2 separate regions of the Homo sapiens genome follow, and region 2 is linked to region 1. The links are chromatin loops, found by intact Hi-C in ENCODE. Cell type or tissue: CD14-positive monocyte. All regions are shown on one strand. Links, peaks and the distances in the headings refer to the core of each region. The heading gives the core; the rest is flanking DNA. Region 1 overlaps CTSS (cathepsin S). Region 2 overlaps ANXA9 (annexin A9).

Region 1 (11,090 bases), core at 2,245-10,244:
CGCACCATGCCTGGCTAATTTTTATTTTTATTTTTTGTAGAGTCAGGGCCTCACTATATTGCCTAGGTTGGTTTCTAACTCCTGGGCTCAAGCGATCCTTCTGCCTCTGCCTCCCAAAGTGCTGGAATCACAGATGTGAGCCACTGTGCCTGGCCACCATTTACTTCCTAATAAATTTTTACTTTCTTCATTGATCACAACCTGGGGTAGCTGCTCAGAATGCTTTGATTCCTCTCACTTACCCTGACCTCTATGGTGATACATGTGTTTTACCTCTAACTAATTTAGGATTTTTGCAATTTTTTTAAAACAAGCAAACTAAAGGAAAATACAACAGCATAGGAACAATAATTTTACAAGGCACATATTTCATATTCTAACGATGCAAGACTAGCCATGAATTAACTTGAGTGGCTCAATTTATAGAACACTCTATCTCTAGTTCTTTCTTCTCCTTCAACTTTGAAACTCACAAGTGAAATGGAGAAACTTCCTGATCACCAGGGCTCTCTCACACAACACTGCTTCTCAAGCAATTGGCTTATTGGAGAGTCCAGTGCAGTCAATGCATAGCGTGAGCAATAAAAGTCTGTGTTAAACACCTATTTGCTTAGTTCAGTGTTTGTCTAAGTAGGTGGCTCTATGATCACTTAGAAAAGCACTGTGGGGGCTGAACACGAGGGCTCATGCCTATAATCCCAGGACTTTGGGAGGTGGAGGTAGGAGGATCACTTGAGCTCAGGAGCTTGAGATCAGCTTGGGCAACATGGCAAAACCCATCTCTGCTAAAAATACAAAGAAAAAAAAAGTGGTGGTGTGTGCCTGTAGTCACCGTGTAGGCTGAGATGGGAGGATCACTTGAGCCCAAGAGGCAGAGGTTGCAGTGAGCCCAGATCGCACCACTGCAGTCCAGCCTGGGCAACAGAGGGAGACCCTGTCTCAAACAAAACAAAACAAAACAAAACAAAAACCACTGTGGAGAATCCAGTTGTCCCTCAGTATCCACAAGGGATTGGTTCCAGGACCTCTGAGCATACCAAAGTCAAGAATTTTCAAGTTCCTTATATAAATTACTGAGTATTCGCATATAACCTACACATCCTCCTATACACTTTTTTTTTTTTTTTTTTTTAAGACAGGGTCTCACTCTATCGCCCAGGCTGGAGTGCAGTGGCAAGATCTCAGCTCACTGCAACCTCTGCCTCCCAGGTTCAAGTGATTCTCCTGCCTCACCCTCCCGAGTAGCTGGGATTACAGGCGCCCACCACCACGCCAGGCTAATTTTTGTATTTTCAGTAGAGACGGGACTTCACCATGTTGGCCAAGCTGGTCTCGAACTCCTGACCTCAAGTGATCTGCCTCCCTTGACCTGGAAAAGTGCTGGGATTACAGGCATGAGCCACTACGCCCGGCCCTCCCTTATACTTTACCTTTTTTTTTTTTTTTGAGATGGAGTCTCGCTCTTTAGCTCAGGCTGGAGTGCCATGGTGTGATCTCAGCTCACTGCAACCTCTGCCTCCCAGGTTCAAGTGATTCTCCTGCCTCACTCTCCTGAGTAACTGGGATTATAGGCATGTGCCACCAGGCCCAGTTAATTTTTGTATTTTTAGTAGAGACGGGGTTTCATCATGTTGGCCAGGCTGATCTGGAACTCCTGGCCTCAGGTGATGCGCCTGCCTCAGCCTCCCAAAGTAATGGTATTATAGGCGTGAGTGCCTGGCCTATTTTTTATTTTCATTTTTTTCTGGATATTTTTGATCCACGGTTGGTGGAATCTGCAGATGTGGAAGCTGTGGATATGGAGGGCCAACTGTATAAATAAAATATAATATGTGATCCTTGCCCTTAAGGAACTTATAATTTAGTTGGGAAGACAAGAATAACAAAAATAACTAGAAAGTAACACGTGGGACTGTAAGATTCACTGTCAAATTCTGTAGCTAGACTAAGCATTTAAAGAGCTCTACCTAGGGTTCAGAGGCTTGGGATGGTAATACTCACTTGATATTTCACTTCAGTAACACACCCTTTCTCTCTCCAGTCCACAGAATCAGGCAATATCCGATTAGGGTTTGACTTATATGTGATATTTCTCTGCCACTGGCTGGGAACTCTCAGGGAACTCATCAAAGACATCACTTCTTCACTGGTCTACAAAGCAAATATACAGTCAGGCATTGTTTAATGACTGGAATATGTTCTGAGAAATGCATCGTTAGGTGATTTTGTCATTGTGAAAACACCATAGTGTGTACTTACACAAACCTAGAGCGTATTGGCTCCTACATACCTAGGCTGTATGGTAGGGCCCATTGCTCCTAAACTACAAACCTGCACGGCATGGTACTGTACTGAAGGTTGTAGGCAATTGTAGAACAATATGAAGTACTTGTGTATCTAAATATATCTAAACATAGAAAAGGTAGAGTGAAAATACAGTATAAAAAGTAAAAATGGGAGCTGGGCATGGTGGCTCACGCCTGCAATCCCAGCACTTTGGGAGGCCGAGCCGGGCAAATCACCTGAGGTCAGGAGTTCAAGACCAGCCTGGCCAACATGGTGAAACCCCATCTCTACTAAAAATACAAAAATTAGCTGGGCATGGTGGTGCATGCCTGTAATCCCAGCTATTTGGGAGGCTGAGGCAGGAGAATCACTTGAGCCTGGGAGGCGGAGGTTGCAGTGAGCTGAGATCGCGCCAGTGCACTCCAGCCTGGGCGACAGAGTGAGACTCCATCTCAAAGAAAAAAAAAAAAAGTAAAAATGGTACTTCTATATAGGTCATTTACTATGAAAGGCCTGGAGTTGCTCTGGGTGAGTCAGTGAGTGAGTGGAGAGTGAATGTGAAGGCCCAGGACATTACTGTAGACTTTATAAACACGGTGCACTTTGGCTACACTAAATTTGTTAAAACATTTTTCTTTCTTCAATAATAAATTAACCTTAGTTTAATGCAACTTTTTTACTTAATAAACTTTTAATTTTTTAAATGTTTTGTCTTCTATGGTAACCCCTTAAAATACAAACACATTGTACAGCTGTACGAAAATATTTTCTTCTTTATCACCTTCTTCTATAAGCTTTTTCTATTTTTAATTTTTTAAAAGTTTTTACACTTTTTTGTTAAAAACTAAAATACAAACACACACACACATTAGCCTAGGCCTATACAAGGTCAGGATCATCAGTATCACTGCATTTCGTCTCCACCTCTTGTCCCACTGGAAGGTCTTCAGGGGCAACAACACGTATGGAGCTGTCATCTCCTCTGATAACAATGTTTTCTACTGGATGCCTCCTGAAGGACCTGCCTGAGGCTGTTTTACAGTTAACTTTTTAAAAGTATAAGTAGGAGTACACTCTAAAATAACAATTAAAAGTATAGTATAGTAAATACATAAACCAGTAACATAGTCATTTATTATTATTAAGCATTTTGTACTGTGCAAAATTTTATGTGCTATACTTTCATACCACTGGCAGAGCAGTAGGTTTGTTTACAGCAGCATCACCACAGACAAGTGAGTAGTGTGTTGTGCTACATTGTTATGGTGGCTACAACATCACTAGCTAGGCAAGAGGAACTTTTCAGCTCCATCATAATCTTAAAGGACCACCATGGTATATGTGGTCCATCAGTGGCCAAAATGCATATGACACATGACTATATATCTCTTTCACTTACATCCTTCTTTCTTTTCTTTCTTTCTTTTTTTTTTTTTTTTTTCTCTTTTGAGACGGAGTTTCACTCTTTTTGCCCAGGCTGGAGTGCAATGGCATGACCTCGGCTCACTGCAATCTCTGCCTCCCGGGTTCAAGCAATTCTCTTGCCTCAGCCTCCCAAATAGCTGAGATTACAGGCATGTGCCACCACGCCCAGCTAATTTTGTATTTTTAGTAGAGACAGGATTTCTCTATGTTGGTCAGGCTAGTCTCAAACTCCCGACCTCAGGTGATCTGCCCACCTTGGCCTCCCAAAGTGCTGGGATTACAGGTGTGAGCCACTGTGCCCAGCCTATCCTACTTTCTAATATCCTAATAACTGTAACTGTGAATATATTTAAAAACTGCCATGGAATAAAAAAACTGAGAAAAAACAGTAATAGTTGTGACCAACACAGGTTCCATTAGGATCTGGTGGGGCGAATTATCTGGGTTTGTTTAGTTTCACACTTGGCACTAGCATCCCAGCTAGGCACCCTCATGGGGAAGGAGAAAAAGAGAATGGTAAAAACTAGAAGTTACAGGGAGGCAGATTTTTGTTTCAAAGCAAGGCAGAATTTTATAAAAGGGCTGTCTAAAAAGTGGACTAAACTGGTTTCCCATGTGAGAAATAATTACAAAGGAGATTCCTGCATTTAAGAAGGAATTCAGTCTACCTAGGGCGTTCCCTTCTTCACTTTGGCAACAGTGGTAAAGTTTTGCAGGACAGAACAGAATCTGAAAACCAATAGGGGATTATTTGTGATATTAAATACCCACATTCTCCCATTAAGAAAGCAGATGGGTCATACTAAATTGTCAATCTAGACTTAAATAAGTATGGCAACTTGCTATAAAAACCTGTCAATAGTCTTTAGGTAATACTTTCTAGAATTTATTAAAAAAAAAACAATGGTAGTCTCTGAGTTTAAAATTTCCTCTAAAGAAGTGATTTGTTAAAGAAAGAAAGCAGTCAAAATAGAACTAAGTAAGAAATTTCTGTACACGTTCTTACGTCCTTCAATTCTACTGTTTTCCAACTTTGTACTATACATTCCTTTGTTATTGTTGTTTACCTTCAAATTGCTTTTGGGGAGACAGAAAGGAAATGATATTTACCCAGACGTGAAAGTGGGATTTCTTGTAATGTACCTACCATGTCTCCCAGGTGGTTCATGCCCAGATCGTATGAGTGCATTCCCATTGAATGCTCCAGGTTGTGAAGCATCACAAACTTTAGATTCTTTTCCCAGATGAGACGTCGTACTGCTTCTTCATTCTAAAACATAATGAAGAAGAACATAGTCATACTGCATCCTGGACAAATAAGTGTTTGATGATGAAAATGGCAATTTTTTTTTTTTTTGAGATGGAGTCTCACTCTGTCACCCAAGCTGGAGTCCAATGGCACGATCTCAGCTTACTTCAACCTCCGATTCTCAGGTTCAAGTGATTCTCCTGCTTCAACCTTCCGAGTATCTGGGATTACAGGCATGTGCCACCACGCCTAGCTAATTTTTGTATTTTTAGTAGAGACGGGGTTTCGTCATGTTGGCCAGGCTGGTCTCAAACTGTTGACCTCAGGGGATCTGCCTGCCTCAGCCTCCCAAAGTACTGGGATTACAGGTGTGAGCCACTGCACCCGCCCAAAAATAGCATTTTTGAAGCATTCTACCAAATGTGGATCTGCCCGAGAGCATGCAAATACATAAATATATCCAATATAACTGCTAACTTCACATATTAATCTTAATTCTTGCTCTTAACTGCTTTGATGGTTTAATATTATTTTATGATAAACATGAATTTCCTTCTCTTTTTAACATTTATTATTATTATTATTATTATTTTGACAGAGTCTTGCTCTGTCACTCGGCTGGATGGAGTGCAGTGAAGTGGCCTGATTACTGCTCACCATAGCCTTGACCTCCTGGGACCCAGCAATCTTCACACCTCAGCCTCCTGCATAGCTGGGATGACTGGTGTGTGCCACTGCAGCCAGTTTTTCTGTTTGTTTGTTTGTTTGTTTTGGTAGAGACTGGGTCTCCCTATGTTGCAGGCTCATATTGAATTCCTGGGCTCAAGCAATCCTCCCCTATCAGCCTCCCAAAGTCCTGCGATTATTGGTGTAAGCCACCGCGCCCAGCATTTTTTTTTTTTTTTTTTAGACAGGGTCTTGCTCTTTTGCCCAGGCTGGAGTGCAGTGGTATGATCATAGCTCACTACAGCCTCAAACTCTTGGGCTCAAACTATCCTCCCATCTCAGCTGCCCGAGTAGCTAGGACTGCAAGCCTGCACCACCACAACCAGCTTATTTTTATTTTTATTTTATTATTATTTTTTTTTTTTGTAGAGACAGGGTCTCCCTATGTTGCCTAGGCTGGTCTCAAATTCCTGGCCTTAAAGGATCCTTCCCCCTTGGCCTCCCAAAGTGCTGGGATTACAGGCATGAACCATACACCCAGCCATGATTTGCTCTTTCTTTTTGATGTTTTACAACTTCGTTACATGTATCTGGGTGTAGGTTTCTTTATTTACCTTCGGCTGTGTGCTTTTGATTGGAGGACTCAGGACCTTTTCTCATATCTGGAAAATTCTCAATCAGTGTCTCCACATATATTGCTTCTCCACCATTCCACCTAATTCTCTTCTTCAGAAACTCCTATCCGAAGTATTTTGGAGCCTCAAACTCTCTTTCATCTCTCTTACTTGCGTTTTCATATATTTTTCTTTTTATTTCTAGGTGCTGCATTCTGGGTGAATTCCTCAGTACTATCTTTCAGATTACTGATTCTATCCAGCTCTTTCCAGTCTGGAAATCCTTTTGATTTTTATCGCAATGACAATATTTTTTATTTTCAAGATTTCTAATTTATTTCTTGTCCATTAGTGTGCATATTATTCCTTTATATATAGTCTTTTGAAAATTCATTTTTGATTCTATTATTTTAATTTTATTCAGAGTGAATTTACATGCTGACCGACGATTTTCTTGTCCTTCAGGAGATTCATTTACATAGAATACAATGATGTAGAAGGCAAGGTGGATGGTGCCTCCTACAGTAGCTGAAGCCAGAGTTTCCAATAAGCTGGAACCCCAGGGAGCAGTCAGCAACAACTGTGTTCTGCCTCATTTCATTGAGCGGGTGAGCCCAGTCCCAGAGGCACTGGGTAGCAAGTCTGGATGCAGGTTTCTTTCCCTTGGAGCAAGGTTTTACTGTTACCCCAGTAATGGACATAATGGGCATGCATGATGGGCTTACTTCCAAACCACAAGATGAGAAGCAATGGTATAAAGGCAAACAAATCTAACTAAGTGCAAGAAAGGAAAAAAAAAAAAAGAAGTGCACTTTGAGATCAATTATAAAGGTAGGATACGAATCAAAAGTCAGGTTCATTCATCCTGAGGGACTGGAATTATTAAACAGAGGGATAGCATTCATTTAACCAGATAGTGGTGCTAATTGCACATCTAAGTCCAGTCAATCTTGAAATGAGGAACCTGTTCATAAAGGGTGTGGGTGAGGGTGAAATTCATCACCACCAACGAAACCGTATGATCATTTAAATAGATGCAGGAAAAGCATTTGACAGAATTCAACATCCTTTCATAACAAACATTCTCAACAAATTACATATAGAAGGAATGTTCCTCAACACAAATAGGCCATATATGGCAAGACTACAGCTAACACCATACTCAATTGGGTGAAAATTTAAAGGCCATTCTGCTAAGATCAGAAAAAGACAAGGGTACCCACTCTCACCATTTCTAGTCAATATAGTGCTGAAAATCCTAGCCAGAGCAATTAGGCAAGAAAAATAAATACAAGATCTCCAAATAAGAGAAGGAAGAAGTGAAATTGCGTTTGTTTGTTGATAACATGATCATATAGAAAGTCTTGGCCAGGTGTGGTGGCTCATGCCTGTACTTTGGGAGGTTGAGGTGGGAGGATTGTGTGAATCTAGGAGTTCAACACCAGCCTGGACAACATGGCAAGACCCCTTCTCTACAAAAAACAAAAATAGAAATTAGCCAGGTGTGGTGGCATGTGCCTACAGTCCCAGTTACTTGGAAGGCTGAGGCAAGAGAATCACTTGAGCTGGAGTTTGAGGCTGCAGTAAGCTATGATCACACCACTTCACTCCAACCTGGGTGACAGAGCAAGATCTCATCTCAAAAAAAAAAAAAAAGAAGGTTGGGCAAGGCGGCTTATGCTTGTAATCCCAGCACTCTGGGAGGCCAAGATGGGTTGATCATGAGGTCAGAAGTTCGAGACCAGCCTGACCAACATGGTGAAACCCCATCTCTACTAAAAACACAAAAATTAGCTAGGTGTGGTGGCGTGTGCCGGTAATCCCAGCTACTCAGGAGGCTGAGGCAGGAGAATTGCTTGAACCTGGGAGGCGGAGGTTGCAGTGAGCCGAGATTGCGCCACTGCACTCCAGCCTGGGCGACAGAGCATGAATCCGCCTCAAAAAAAAAAAAAAAAAAAGAGAGAAGAAAGACTCCATCAAAAAACTATTAGAACTGATACATGAATTCAGTAAAGTTGTAAGACACAAAGTCAACATACAAAAGTCAGTAGTATTTTTATACACTAACAACTATTTGAAAAAGAAATTAGGAAAACAATTCTATTTACAACAGCATTTAAAACATATTTAGGAGTTAATTTAACCAAGGAGTTGAAAAGTTATATGCTGAAAACTGTAAAACATTGATAAAAGAAACTGAAGACAAAATAGGCCGGGCGTGGTGGCTCACACCTGTAATCCCAGCACTATGGGAGGCCGAAGCAGGCAGATCACCTGAGGTCGGGAGTTTGAGACCAGCCTGACCAACATGGAAAAACCCCGACTCTACTAAAAATACAAAATTACCCGGGCGTGGTGGCACATGCCTGTAATCCCAGCTACTCAGGAGGCTGAGGCAGGAGAATTGCTTGAACCCCAGAAGCAGAGGTTGTGGTGAGCAGAGGTCACGCCACTGCACCCCAGCCTGGGCAACAAGAGCAAAATTCCATCTCAAAAAAACAAGAAAAAAAGAAAAAAGAAAGAAAGAAATTTAAGATAAAATAAATAAATGGGAAGATATTCCATGCTTATGGATTGGAAGAATTAATATTGCTAAAATGTTCATACTATCCAAAGCAAACTAGAAATTCAGTGCAATTTCTATCAAAATTCTAATGTTATTCTTCACAGAAATAGAAAAAACAATCCTCAAATTCATGCGGAACTACAAAAGTCCTTAAATAGTCAAAGTAATCTTTAGCAAGAGGAACAAAGCTGGAGGCATTACAAAATGCCTGGTTTCAAAATATATTACAAAACTATAGTAATTTAAACAGCATAGTACTGGCATAGAAACAGACACATTTACCAATGGAATAGGATATAGAGCCCAGAAATAACCTGCAACTTTATGGTCAATCAATTTTCAGCAAAGGTGCCAAGAACACACAATGGGGAAAGGATAGTCTGTTTAATAAATAGTATTGGGAAAACTGGCTATCCAAATGCAGAAAAATGAAATTGAACCCTTATGTCACCCCATATACAATAATCAACTCAAAATGAATTAAAGCACAAACATAAGGCCTGAAACTATATACAACCACTATAAGAAAATATAGGGGAAAACTCCACAACATTGGTCCGGGCAACGGTTTTTTGAATATGACCCCTAAAGAACAGGCAACAATAGCAAAAATAGACGAACGGGACTCCATCAAACTAAAAAGCTTTCGTACAATAAAGGAAACAATTAACAGAGTGAAAAGATAACTCATAGATTGGGAGAAAATATTTGCAAATCATACATTTGATAAGGGGCTAATATCCCAAATATAGAAGGAACTCAAAGTAACTATCAAGAAAACAACCCTGTTTAAAAATGGGCAGAAGACCTGAATAGACATTTCTCAAAACAAGACACATACAAATGGCCAACAGATATATGAAAAAATGCTTAACATCACCAGTCATCAGGGAAATGTAAAGTAAAACCACAATGAGATATCACCTCACATCTGTTAGAATGGCTATTATCAAAACGATGAAAGATAAGTGTTGGTGAGGATGTGGAGAAAAGGGAACCCTCATACACTTTTAGTAGGAATGTAAATTAGTACAGCCATTTGGGAAAACAGTATGGAGGTTCCTCAAAAAACTAAAAATATAATTACCATATCATCCAGCAATCTCACTTCTGGGTATATGTCCCAAGGAAGCGCAATCAGTATGTCAATGAGATAGCTGCACTTCCATGTTCATTGTAGCATTATTCACAATAGCCAAGATACGGAATCAACCTTATAAAGTGTCCATTAAAAGACGAATGGATAAAAAAGTGTGGTACATATTGTATTCCATACATAATGGAATACTATTTAGCCTTAAAAAAAAAAAAAGGAAATTCTGTCATTTTCAACAACATGGATGGGTCTAGAGAACGTTATGCTAAGTGAAATAAGCCAGGCACAGAAAGACAAGTACTGCATAATCTCATTTACATGTGGAATCTAAAACAGTTGAACTCATAAAAGTAGAGAGTAGAATGGTGGTTAGCAGAGGCTGGGCGGAGGGTAGACAGGGAAAGGGGAGATGTTAGGCAAAGAGTACAGAGTTTCATTTGACAAGAAGACTACATTCTAGCAATCTATTGCATAGCATGGTGACTACAGATAATAATAATAATGTATTTTATATGTCAAAATTACTGAAAGGGTAGATTTTAAATGTTCTTATCACAATGAAAGGATAAGTATGTGAGGTGCTGAATAGGTTAATTAGCCTAATTTAATCATTCTGCAATGTATATTTGTATCATAACATCACATTGTACTCCATAAATAGACACAATTATTATTTAATTATAAATAAATAAAAATAAAACTTAGAGTGTATGACCTAAGAGTGTCATTTTTATACAAAATAATATGTCAAATAAATAAATATATGATGCTAGCTTACAAACAGAAATATTACATAGTTACAGGACTTAGTTATTTAAAGCAGTAGGGTTAAGGTCTTAACATCAGCAAGTGTGCTTTGAAATAAAAACAAAAGTACAAAATGGGAAGTGATAGTCAAGAAACAATATCTGGCCACACTATGTGGGTATTAACGCCTTTTCGCTCCTCAGCCATCCCAAATGTGGCCCTTCCTCAGGAGCTTGTGCTGATTTGCCCTTGGCCTGAGACCTTCACTCTATTATGTATTTTGCTTGCTCCCTGGCTTCCATCAATTCTCTGCTCAAATGGCACCCTTATCCGTGAGGCCTTCCCTAACCCTCCTGTCATATAGATAGACTTCTTACCACCACCACCACCCAGGGCCCTTCCTACTCTCCATGCCTTCTGTTATTTTTATCTACAACACTT
Region 2 (12,580 bases), core at 2,840-10,839, 240 kb after region 1:
TGGCTCACGCCTATAATCCCAGCACTTTGGGAGGCCAAGGTGGATGGATCACTTGAGGTCAGGAGTTCGAGACCAGCCTGGCCAACGTGGTGAAACCCTGTCTCTACTAAAAATACAAAAATTAGCCAGGCATGGTGGCAGGCACCTGTAATTCCAGCTACTTGGGAGTCTGAGGCAGGAGAATTGCTTGAACCTGGGAGGCGGAGGTTGTAGTGAACCAAGATCACGCCACTGCACTCCAGCCTGGGTGACACAGTCAGACTAAAAAAGTAGTTATCATTTTGGCAGATGGAATAGCTTTCTGTAGACTGGTTGAGAAGCCATCATGCCATGTTGATGATTGCCCAAAAGTTAGTAAATATAAGCAATTGTTCTGTCATCTAGAGATTTCTATCTTGACAGTAGATTATTATACTTGCCCAATAAAGCCTGTATGATTATAATGAGTCAACACTAAGATTCATTTGAAGAGTTGTACTTATCTGTCCAAATTCCTGTCATAAATACAAACTATCCCAGCAGTAGATGATTTTGTAGTGTATTTGGATTACAAGACCCACACTCTTGAGTGTAGATAAAAGATTTATCTTAGAAGTAGTAGTCAGGGGCCAAGCATGGTGGCTCACACCTGTAATCCTAGCACTTTGGGAAGCTAAGGTGGGAGGATCGCTTGAGGTCAGGAGTTCAAGACCAACTTAGGCGACATAGCAAGAACTCGTCTCTACAAAAATAAGAAGAAAATTTGCCAGGCATGGTGGCACCTGCCTCTAGTCCCAACTACTCAGGAGGATGTGGTGGGAGGATTGCTTGAGCCCATGAATTAGAAGTTACAGTGAGCTGTGATTACTCCACTGCACTTCAGCCTGGGTAACAGAGCAAGACCCTGTCTCAAAAAAAGAAAAAAAGAAGTGGTAGTCAGAAAATAACATAGGCCCATTTTTCTGAAAAAAAAAATTTTTTTTTTGAGATAGAGTCTGGCTCTGTTGCCTAGGCTGGAGTGCAGTGGCGTGATCTCAGCTCACTGCAGCCTTCACCTTCTGGGTTCAAGTGATTCTCTGGCCTCTGTGTCTTAAGTAGCTGGGATTACAGGCGTAGGCCACCATATCTGGCTAATTCTGAATTGTTTCTAAAAAGGAAAAACTCGGGCTGGGCGCTGTGGCGCATGCCTGTAATCCCAGGACTTTGGTAGGCTGAGGCGGGTGGATTATTTGAGGCCAGGAGTTCAAGACCAGCCTGGCCAACATGGTGAAACCCCATCTCTACTAAAAATACAAAAATTAGCCAGGGGGTAGTGGTGAGCGCCTGTAATCTCAGCTACTTGGGAGGCTGAAGCAGGAGAATCTCGAGCCTGGGAAGCAGAGGTTGCGGTCAGCCGAGGTGACGCCACTGCGCTCCAGTCTGGGTGACAAAGTGAGACCTGCCTCAAAAAAAATAAATAAACAGGCCAGGCGCGGTGGCTCATGCCTGTAATCTCAGCACTTTGGGAGGCCAAGGCGGGCGGATCACGAGGTCAGGAGATCGAGACCATCCTGGCTAACAAGGTAAAACCCTGTCTCTACTGAAAATACAGAAATTAGCCAGGCGTGGTAGCGGGCGCCTGTAGTCCCAGCTACGCTGGAGGCTAAGGCAGGAGAATGGCTTGAACCCAGGAGGCGGAGCTTGCAGTGAGCCGAGATCGCGCCACTGCACTCCAGCCTGGGCAACAGAGTGATGCTCCATCTCTAAAAAAAAAATAATAATAATAAATAAATAAACAAATATAAAATAAATAAATAAGGAAAAAATCATGATACATCTGTATTATTCTTTTTATTTATTTTTATTTTTATTTTTTTAGATCGAGTCTCACTCTGTCGACCAGGCTGGAGTGCAGTGGCGCGATCTCGGCTCATTGCAACCTCCGCCTCCCGAGTTCAAGCGATTCTTCTGCCTCAGCCTCCCGAGTAGCTGGGATTACAGGCGCTCACCACCATGCCTGGCTAATTTTTGTGTTTTTAGTAGAGACGGAGTTTCACCATGTTGGTCAGGCTGGTCCTTAACTCCTGATCTCGTGATCCACACGCCTCAGCCTCCCAAAGTGCTGGGATTACAGGCCTGAGCCAAGGTGCCCGGCCTTCTTCTTCTTCTTTTTTTTTCCTTTGAGATGGAGTCTCACTCTGTCGCTAGGCTGGAGTGCAGTGGCACGATCTTGGCTCACTGCAACCTCCACCTCCTGGGTTCAAGCAATTCTCCTGCCTCACCCTCCCAAGTAGCTGGAACTATAGTTGCCCGCCACCACATCCGGCTAATTTTTTTGTTTTTAGTAGAAACAGGGTTTCACCACGTTGGCCACGCTGGTGGCAAACTTTTTTTTTTTTCTTTTTTAAGATGGAGGCTTGCTCTGTCACCCAGGCTGGAGTGCAATGGCGCGATCTTGGCTCACTGCAACCTCTGCCTCCTGGGTTCCAGCAATTCTCCTGCCTCAGCCTCCTGAGTAGCTGAGATTACAGGCGCCCGCCACCACGCCCGGCTAATTTTTGTATTTTTAGTAGAGACAGGGTTTCACCATGTTGACCAGGCTGGTCTCAAACTCCTGGCCTCAGGTGATCCACCAGCCTCAGTCTTCCAAAGTGCTGGGATTACAGGCGTGAGCCACCGTGTCCAGCCTGTATTATTCTTTTATGAGAGATATGTAGATATATGAAAACATAAATTGTGAAGAATATTTATTCAGAAAAACAACCTTCAGAAAATCAGCAATGGCTGATTCAGGACAAATTTCCACCAATCTGTAGTAAAAATTAATGTTCCTGGTGAAGATCCTAGGGCCATATGCAATGCCAGGTATACGATTAAGTATTATAATTAGGCCAGGCATGGTGGCTCATGCCTGTAATCCCAGCACTTTGGGAGGCCAAGGCAGGTGAATCACCCGAGGTCAGGAGTTCGAGACCAGACTGACCAACATGGTGAAACCCCGTCTCTACTAAATATACAAAATTAGCTAGGTGTGGTGGTGTGCACCTGTATTTCCAGCTACTTGGGAGGCTGAGATAGGAGAATTGCTTGAACCTGGGAGGCAGAGGTTACAGTGACCTGAGATCGCACCACTGCACCCCAGCCTGGGTAACAGAGTGAGACTCCATCTAAACAAACAAACCATATATATATATGCTGAAGCGAGCAGATCACTTGAGGTCAGGAGTTTGAGACCAGCCTGGCCAACATGGTAAAACCCCACCTGTACTAAAAATAAAAAAATTAGCTGGGCGTTTGGCACATGCTATAGTCCCAGCTGCTTGGGAGGCTGAGGCAGGAGACTTGCTTGAACCTGGGAGGCGGAGGTTGCAGTGAGCTGAATTCACGCCACTGCATTCCACTCTGGGTGACAGAGCAAGAAAAAAGAATACTTGTACAACAATGAGAGTATTCAGTTAATGAGTGACTCTTGCCCAATTCTGTAACTTTAGAGTAACAAGCGTTGGAAGAAGAGAAGAATGGATACTGGGGAGCAATTGGCAATCTTTATGACAATACAAAACTAATGATGCATAAAAGTTAAAATGAAGTAGACATTAGGTCCACTGACAATTAGGTAATGAGTCTAAATGAATTGGAGCATCCTGTTTTACTTCATTTTCTTTTGTTTTGTCAAAGGAGTTTATGATCTATTGGGATGCCCTAAGTATGTGTTGTAGGCAGTTCTGGGAAGAGTCTTGTGAGTAAAGTGACTCAGGAAACTCTGAAAATGAGGATATTAGGAATTGATGACAACACTGGTGCACAGAAAAAAAAAAACACAGGAATTTTACAATTAAAAGTTTTTATTTAAAAATCTCTCATAACAACACATTACTTAGTATAATCAATTATAATTCAGGATTTTGATGACTTGTACCTGTGTTATTTCTTTTCTTTTCTTTTTTTTTGAGACGGAGTCTTGCTCTGTCCCAGGCTGGAGTGCAGTGGTGTGATCTCAGCTTACTGCAACGTCCGCCTCCCAGGTTCAAGCAATTCTCCTACCTCACCCTCCTCAGTAGCTGGGATTATAGGCGCCTACCACCACACCTGGCTAATTTTTGTAGTTTTAATAGAGACGGGGGTTTCACCATGTTGGCCAGGCTGGTCTCGAACTCCTGACCATAAATGATCTGCTTGCCTTGGCCTCCCAAAATTCTGGGATTACAGGCATGAGCCACCACACCTGGCCTGTTATTTCTTTTTTCTTTCTTTCTTTTTTTTTTTTTTTTTTGAGACGGAGTTTTGCTCTTCTTGCCCAGGTTGGAGTGCAGTGGCGCGATCTCAGCTCACTGCAACCTCCGCCTCCTGGGTTCAAGCAATTCTCCTGCCTCAGCCTTCCAAGTAGCTGGGATTGCAGGCACCCACCACCATGCCTGGCTTATTTTTGTATTTTTAGTAGAGACGGGGTTTCACCATTTTGGTCAGGCTGGTCTCGAACTCCTACCTCAGATGATCCACGCGCCTCATCCTCCCAAAGTGCTGGGATTACAGGCATGAGCCACTGTGCCTGGCCTGTTATTTCTAAACTGAACCTTTCATTACTTTCTTTAGCCAAAAAACAGGCCTGCTGCATGTACAGGAGGAAGATAGCAATGTTTCAGCCTAAGGGTCCAACCGGAGAAACTAATATGCAGAGATGGGGCTGTGAGATGGCCCTATTGGGTTGGAATCAGAACTAGAAGTCACACAACCTTGAACCCTATCAGAGCCTCATCAGCTCAGTTTAGGGATAGGGCAGGTATATCCTCCTTGGATATTCACTAACTTGAAAGTTAAAAGCAGTTTTCCTGGTTTTCATGCTGGCAGTCTTTATATGCACCAAATCTTTTCTAGCCTTCCTGGTGTACCTATCTTTGGAGCTGCTCACCACCAAATTCTGGAGGTACACAGCTCTAAGCTAATGGTAGGGGCAGGAAAGACATGTGGAAAGAAATAAATACTCAAGCTGCCCCCACAGAGACTGATCTTTCCTGCTGTGTCATCTTCCTTGAGGATGGACAAACATAACTTTTGTCCCGAGATAATGTATAATGTACACTCTTATCCCTTGACTCCCACCTTGCCTCCCCTTCCTACAATAACCCTCCAAGCCATTCAACCCCTACTCTCAGTGAGACTCTCACTAACTACCCCCCATCTCTTTCTTCCCCTACTAGGAAACTGAGCCCAATTACCAAGTCCTGATTCGCATCCTTATCTCTCGATGTGAGACTGACCTTCTGAGTATCAGAGCTGAGTTCAGGAAGAAATTTGGGAAGTCCCTCTACTCTTCTCTCCAGGTGAAACTTGGCTACTTCTTAGCCTGGAGCCTCAGGCCTTCACTCCTCACCTCCACCCTCACTCCCTGCACACAGCTGAGCATATTCTTGCCCCATAGAAAACCCAGTAGTTAGCCAGGCACAGTGGCTCACGCCTGTAATCCCAGCACTTTGAGAGGCTGAGGTGGGCGGATCACGAGGTCAGGAGTTCAAGACCACCCTGACCAACATGGTGAAACCCCGTCTCTACTAAAAATACAAAAATTAGCCAGGCATGGTGGCGTGCACCTGTAATCCCAGCTACTCAGGAGGCTGAGGCAGGAGAGTCGCTTGAACCCAGAAGGCAGAGGTTGCAGTGAGCCAAGATCGTGCCACTGCACTCCCACCTGGGTGACAGGGCAAGACTCCATCTTAAAAAAGAAAACCCAGGAGTCTTTGGTTAATGTAGTGCAGGACTCTGAGCTCCCGGGAGGACCCTTCCCTCCCAGATGAACTGTGATGGACCAGCCCAAAGGAGGGGAGAGAGCACTTGGGCCATAGTGGTGGTGGATCTTTCTAACACTGAATTCCCTTGTCTGCAGGATGCAGTGAAAGGGGATTGCCAGTCAGCCCTCCTGGCCTTGTGCAGGGCTGAAGACATGTGAGACTTCCCTGCCCCACCCCACATGACATCCGAGGATCTGAGATTTCCGTGTTTGGCTGAACCTGGGAGACCAGCTGGGCCTCCAAGTAGGATAACCCCTCACTGAGCACCACATTCTCTAGCTTCTTGTTGAGGCTGGAACTGTTTCTTTAAAATCCCTTAATTTTCCCATCTCAAAATTATATCTGTACCTGGGTCATCCAGCTCCTTCTTGGGTGTGGGGAAATGAGTTTTCTTTGATAGTTTCTGCCTCACTCATCCCTCCTGTACCCTGGCCAGAACATCTCACTGATACTCGAATTCTTTTGGCAAACTTCGCTGTTGTTTGTGTTCCCTGATTGAAGGTTGGGTGGAGCAGGACATGGACCGGGAAGAGGCACTGGAGTTGGAAGTGCCTTTGATGTGCACTTGGCTATTCCGCAGGAATCCTGTTTTGCCTTAGTGCTACAGTAATCCACACCCAGGTCTCCCACTCCAGGTCTCCCCTCACCCTCATTCTCCAGGAAACTTCAGGCAAAATAATTGAGAAACAGGCATTAGAACAAGGTGAGAAATAGAGGGAGCAAAGGACCATCTGTATGAACTGGGAAGCAAGCGGAGGGCCAAGCTACCCTCCCCAGCATGGGAATTCTTGGGTTAGTGGAGAGCACAACCCTCAAATTCATGTGTCCAAGCAGAGATTTGGAAACCCACCTCCCAGGAGAGCACTATTTCCCATAGAAAACAAAAACAAAAACAGAAACAAAAACAAAAAGTCAGGCTTTGGTTCCCCCTGCAGGCTATATTAGAAATGACAGGTAGCTGGGCGCAGTGGCTCACGCCTGTAATTCCAGCACTTCGGGAGGCCAAGGCAGGCGGATTACTTGAGGTCAGGAATTCAAGACTAGCCTGACCAAAGTGGCGAAACCGTCTCTACTAAAAATACAAAAATTAGCTGGGCGCAGTGGCGCATGCCTGTAGTCCCAGCTACTCAGGAGGCTGAGGTAGGAGAATCGCTTGAATCCGGGAGGCGGAGGTTGCAGTGAGCTCAGATTGCACCACTGCACTCCAGCCTGGGCAATACAGCGAGGCTCCATCTCAAAAAAAAAAAAAAAAGAAAAAAAGAAATGACAGGTAACCACCTTCCTGCCTCTGACCCACCTCCCGCTTTTTGCATTCTTCAATTGGGTCAAATACTTAACCCTATTGCTTCAGGGTAAGGCAAACAACAGATCTCAGGAAAGAAGGTTTTTTTTTTTTTTAGACAGTTTTGCTCTTGTCGCCCAGGCTGGAGTGCAATGGTGCGATCTCGGCTCACTGCAACTTTCACCTCCCAGGTTCAAGTGATTCTCCTGCCTCAGCCTCCCGAGTAGCTGGGATTACAGGCGCCCACCATGACGCCCAGCTAATTTCTTGTATTTTTAGTAGAGACGGGGTTTCACCTTTTTGGGCAGGCTGGTCTCGAACTCCTAACCTCAGGTGATCCGCCCACCTTGGCCTCTCAAATTGTTGAGATTACAGGAGTGAGCCACCGTGCCCGGCCAGAAGTTTTATTTCCAAACCCCAGGAAGGCATTACAAATAAGAGATAGAAACCCAAATTAAGCTCTGAAACAACTGGAGACAGGCCTGCCTAGGTGATCAGGAGCATCCAGGCAGCAGGGATGGGAAGCAGAAGAGATGCATTCTGGATAGGGACCTCACCCCAGAGCCTCAGTCTGTACATACGTGTGACTATTCAGGGACCGGGAGTTGAGAACCAGAAACCCACCAATCCTAGTGTTGCCCTGGATGGGAGGCAGAGAAGGCAGCAGCACGTGAGGTCAAGGACATTACCAAGTCTGACCTTGGCATTTGTTGCCTGCTCTCATCCCCAACAGTCCATAAATAAGTTATCCAGCACATCTCAGGGGTGGAGGCGGGGGAGCAAGCCAACTAGCCATAGCCTCTGGAAGAAGGGGCAGGCCAGCCTGGCACTGGGGCAGAGCTACAGCAGAATGCAGTCTGACTCGTGCTTCGGCCTCTGCCGACGCTCCCCGGCTGGGCGTCCAGATGTGGCTCCTCTCCCCTGTATCGGATTTAACAATTGGTCACTGAACTTCCTTGGAAGAGCACAAGAAGAGATTCTAGAAGAAGGGGTGTCAGGATTGGGACAGAGAGTAGGGAGAGGAAGACAGGAAGGGGCTCCAGGGGAGAGGGACAGGCAGGGGAAGGACTCTGAGAGAAGAAACCTTGAAGAGACCAGTGCAGGAATAACAGGTGTTCTGGACCCGGCAAAGCATGAGGTGGAAACCGGGAGTGTGGGCGCCCAGGCAGCAGCCCACCTGCAGTGACAGGACCCGCGTCCGCATCCGCACTGGCTGCGCTGCCTGCTGCTGTTGATACTCCTCTTGCTGAAGCTGCTGGGCCAGCTCCAAGTCGGTAAGCCCCAGCGGGCCTCGTGGCTGTTGCTGCTGCAGGGACAGAGCAATCAGGTAGTCCTGGGGAGAACAAGAGTTGTGCAGTGGGCTGAGGCCCAGAGCCGTGGCTATTCAGGCAAGGTTTCCAAATCAGTTTTCCCACATCCCTCAAATTCTCTAGCTCTTTCTCCCCACAGAGCAGCACACACAGCCAAATGCATTATCTGTGGTGCCAGAGAATACACACCAAGTGAGGAGACGGTCTGAGGTAACCCAGAGAGAGAGGCATGGGTTCACATGGCCTCTAGCAGTTAAAATGTATGCAGTAAAAAGCTCTCTGAGGCACATGTGCTCTCTGCACTTTTCCTAAGTGCCCTACACACCTGGTCTACCTGCAGCTGCGTTTCTGGGGAGCCACTCCCACCTTCTGCTCCAGGCCCCTTGCCCAGGGAATGACTCAGGTGAAAGTCAGAGTCACAAAAGCAGCTGTCTCCATCCACATTGTGCAGGCTCTCCCATACGACTTGCTCCTCCTGTAGAAAGCCCTGGTCAGTGACCAGTAGGTATAAGTGACTCTACAAAGAAAAGAACAGAGCTCATTGGGGGGACAGTTGATACGGAGGCAGTTCACTGCCAGAAATCTCGGTATGAGCATGTGGACTTTTTTTTTCTTGGAGATGGAGTCTCGCTCTGTCATCCAGGCTGGAGTGCAGTGGCACAATCTCTGCTCACCGCAAGCTCTGCCTCCCAGGTTCACACCATTCTCCTGCCTCAGCCTCCCAAGTAGCTGGGACTACAGGCACCCGCCACCATGCCTGGCTAATGTTTGGTATTTTTTTAGTAGAGACGGGGTTTCACCGTGTTAGCCAGGATGGCCTCGATCTCCTGACCTCATGATCTGCCCGCCTCGGCCTCCCAAAGTGCTGGGATTACAGGCATGAGCCACCGCACCCGGACCCTGAGCATGCGGACCTTTTACAAATATGTGTGGCCTTGGGGGGAAGAAAGGGATGTCTGAGTGTATGTCCAGTTGGGTGTGAGCACGGTGGTCATTCTGGCTAAGCGTGGCATGGAGTCGTTGGGGCTGAGATGCCACATAAGACCCTGCTCCCCCCATTTCCCATTGTTCTCTGGGCTTGCCTGATGGCTCTTAGGATAAATCCTTTGAGAACCAGAGACCCCTCCCTCTGCTGCTCAAATCCTAGAGAGCTTTGGCAGTTTCTAACTTTTGAAGACCAGCATTGTTTAAAAATTCCACTGCCCCCTCCTAGGGGAGGATCATACTTTCCTGTCCCATCGACGGCAGGCTTATCCCTTATGGCTTGCTCTGGCCAGAAGATGTGAGCAGAAATGACATGTGTCATTTCCAAACAGAAGCTCTAAGCATGAGTGCACAGTGCCCCTCTCTCTCTCTGTTCCCACATATATTCCAGATAAAGGATCTTTTGTCAGCTGGGTCCCAGAGTGAAGATGGTGTGGGACAGAACCGTAGCCAGTCCACAGTGGACACGCACCAGGAGCGGGAAATGAACCTTTGTTGTGGTAAACCACAGGGATTTGAGGGGTCACTTGCTACCACGGCTTAATCTAGCTGATCCCAGCTGGACCCACGAGAAAAAGGCACCAGGAAATGACAGCACCGCAGCACGCCACCCCCAAACTCGCATTACCTTATGCTTAGTCATGGTGCTAAAGTGGTTGTTTCGGAAAAAGACGCTAAGTTCACCCTCCTTAGCAGCTGCTGTCAGCTCACACAGTCCGTGGTAGGTCAGCTGGGCCGCGGTGGTCTCCAGGAACTGCTCTGCAATCAGGCCTGCCAGAAAGGGACGAGTCGGGGGAAACTTGGCTTAAATTCAAGGTCCACAACAGGAAGGACCATCCAGAGAGCCCCTGTCAAAAGCCCCGGGGGGTCAGTCCCACCTTCTGACGTCCCTTTCTTGAAACCTGGCTGTATTCATTCACTTAACAAATACTTATAATAGAGCAGCTACCTTGTGCCAGGCACTGGGGATACCTCAATGAACTAAACAGAAATTCCCCAAGCTCCTTCTTGTGAAGCTTATATCTAGTGGGATGTGGTAGGAGATGACACCCAATAAAAAATAAGCCTAAGTAGCTGTCATTCCCTCCACATACTATCCATGAGAAGGGGAGGAATGTCACCTTCTGTCACGAGGTTGGTGTCACTGGAGTGTTTGCAGGTGATGATCCTCTCCACCAGCTGGTTGTAACTCAGTTTCCCAACTGCACGCACAGCCTCAGGACTCTGCTTGGGTAGTGGGATGTGGGATACCAAAAAAATTGGGATTTTTTTTTCTTTTTTAAGGAAGGAAATGAACAAAGCTCACAAGGACTACAACCCTGTGATGAATGGTTCCTAAACACTTTTTTTTTTTGGTCTCTCAAAAAAGAAAAAAATTTCAGGAACCATTCATCATAGGGTTGCTATGTTGCCCAGACTGGCCTCGAACTCCTCCCAAGTAGCTGGGAATACAGGCATGTGCCACCAAACCCATCTGCTTCCTGAATTTTTGATGTCTAAAGAACTGACCTATTTGCATGTAGTTTGCTTGTATTTGCATGTTACCCCCAAAATAGATTAAAATTCAAGGAATTCTGTACTGGGTCCAGTCTCTAAACACTATTTCCCTCCCAAGCCAATCTAACCCCTAACTCCCTAACCTCTACCCGACAAAAATTTGCCTCTCTCATGTCAGCTTGAGCTGGATAAGGTCCCAGTGGGCCCTCCCACCCTCACCTGTGGATCAACAAGCCAGCCATGGTACAGAGGTATGCCTAGCAGGTCAAAGACACTGCACTCGGGTGTATACTCAAAATCAGAGACGCCTGTGAATCGCACATTGACATCCAGACCTGTGGCCAGTTTAGGCAGCACTGTCATTGCATCATCCACATTCTGGGGGTAGAAAAAAAAATGATGGAGATTCTAGCCTTCTCTCCCACCACTCCACTCCCACCTGCAGAAATTAAAAATTAACCTTGCTGCTCTTCTTCCCTGATTCTCTTACAAGCCACTCCATTTCTCCCTTGCCTCAACCCTTCTCTATCTTATATAAATGAACATTGTTTTTCTTTGAGAGTCTAAGTCTAATTCTTTCATCCAGGCTGGAGTGCAGTGGTGTGATCCTAGCTCACTGCAGCCTCAAACTCTTGGTTTCAAGTGACCCTCCCACCTCAGCCTCCTGAGTAGCTGGGACTACAGGCACGCACCGCCATACCTGGCTAATTCTTGAAAAAAAAAATGGTTTTTTTTAGAGACAGGGGTATTATTATGTTGCCCAGGCTGGCCTCGAACTCCTGGCCTCAAGTGATCCTCCCGCTTTGGCATCTCAAAGTGCTGGGATTACAGGTGTGAGCACCCGGCCAATGAACATATTTTCTAGGACAAAGATAAACTCTCCTCTGACTCCTGCAGAATGAAATCATGGTTCAAGGAAACCTCTGAAGAAGCAACAAAAGCTTATCTTAGTATTACAAGATGTCCCCTTACAAACCTGCAAACCCCTATGCCTGCAGACCTTTTGCCTCACCTGCTGAAAATTAAGCTGAAGTCCCTCTGACTTCTCCTGGGGCTTGATGGACAGGAGGCAGTTTCCTACAAGACAGGGCCCCTTATCAGCTTACCCCACCAATCATCCCAAAAGCTAAGTTTCCTCTTCTCCTGGAGAATGCGGGTAATGTCACAGAACACAGATTTTCAGAGCTGGAAAATACTTAGAGTCTAATCCAGACTCTTCATTTCTCAGAGGAGGCGACAGCCTCATAAAGGTGAACGGCCCACCCAGGGTCAGATACAAAAGCTAAGGGCAGAATTGGTGTTACAACCCAGGACTCCCGACGCCTTTGCTTTTCATTCTCCAGCCTTGCAGAGAAGCCCCATAGACCCTTACCCTCCCTGCTGTATCAGAACCCCCAAATGGAGATCCCTGAATAGTCTGGATTTCTGGCTGAGTGGATAGCTCTGGAGCCCCTTGGGTAATTCCTCTTCAACGCCCAGTCACTCACCAAGATGGGCCATGAGCTCATCCGATGTGATCACTTCCTTCTGCGGGGGGAGCTTCACCTGGAGGCAGAAGGGGTGATCACGTGTGTGCTTTCCTCCAAAGAGCACTGAAGGAAGAACCCATGGAAAGGCAAGGGGGAGCTCCAGTAGTAGGGTGGGGTAGGAAAAAAGGCTTGCAACTGGCACAAGGGAATGAATGTGAAATCTTGCAAGGCATGTGCATTTGCTAGGGAGTAGGAGATACAGGGGTAGGACAGATCTTCCTCTTTTTTTTTTTT

The links. A loop is a pair of places that touch in the nucleus more often than their neighbours do. Peaks named below come from ENCODE experiments on the same cell type or tissue, not always from the same donor. Only the 100,000 strongest peaks of a DNase experiment are listed, where the experiment ranks them.
Region 2: a loop joins it to region 1, with 5 times the contacts of the local background. A loop is called at or near these places in 1 of 110 quality-filtered maps.

Annotation. Positions count from the first base shown.
Region 1 is chr1:150,753,000-150,764,089 of GRCh38, forward strand. It overlaps CTSS (cathepsin S), which reads right to left. Exons shown (of 8, transcript NM_004079.5): 3 at 4,859-4,981; 4 at 2,002-2,151. Among named protein-coding and RNA genes, the nearest start is that of CTSS, 7.2 kb to the right of the region's middle. RefSeq lists enhancers at 1,992-2,136, 3,129-3,273, 10,869-10,958 and cis regulatory regions at 2,064, 3,201. In CD14-positive monocyte, for the core only: a CTCF peak has its summit at 7,149; DNase peaks (open chromatin) are centred at 7,202 and 8,992; H3K4me3 peaks cover 3,676 bases; H3K27ac peaks cover 5,593 bases.
Region 2 is chr1:150,989,421-151,002,000 of GRCh38, forward strand. It overlaps ANXA9 (annexin A9), which reads left to right. Exons shown (of 14, transcript NM_003568.3): 13 at 5,157-5,279; 14 at 5,840-6,214. The coding sequence ends at 5,902. MINDY1 (MINDY lysine 48 deubiquitinase 1) reads right to left here. Exons shown (of 10, transcript NM_001376665.1): 3 at 12,305-12,362; 4 at 11,830-11,894; 5 at 11,037-11,195; 6 at 10,442-10,544; 7 at 9,949-10,091; 8 at 8,662-8,853; 9 at 8,204-8,359; 10 at 7,415-7,947. The coding sequence ends at 7,867. Among named protein-coding and RNA genes, the nearest start is that of MINDY1, 11 kb to the right of the region's middle. RefSeq lists enhancers at 6,556-6,775, 8,125-8,624. In CD14-positive monocyte, for the core only: CTCF peaks have their summits at 6,673 (motif pointing left) and 6,872; a DNase peak (open chromatin) is centred at 9,931; H3K4me3 peaks cover 850 bases; H3K27ac peaks cover 1,784 bases.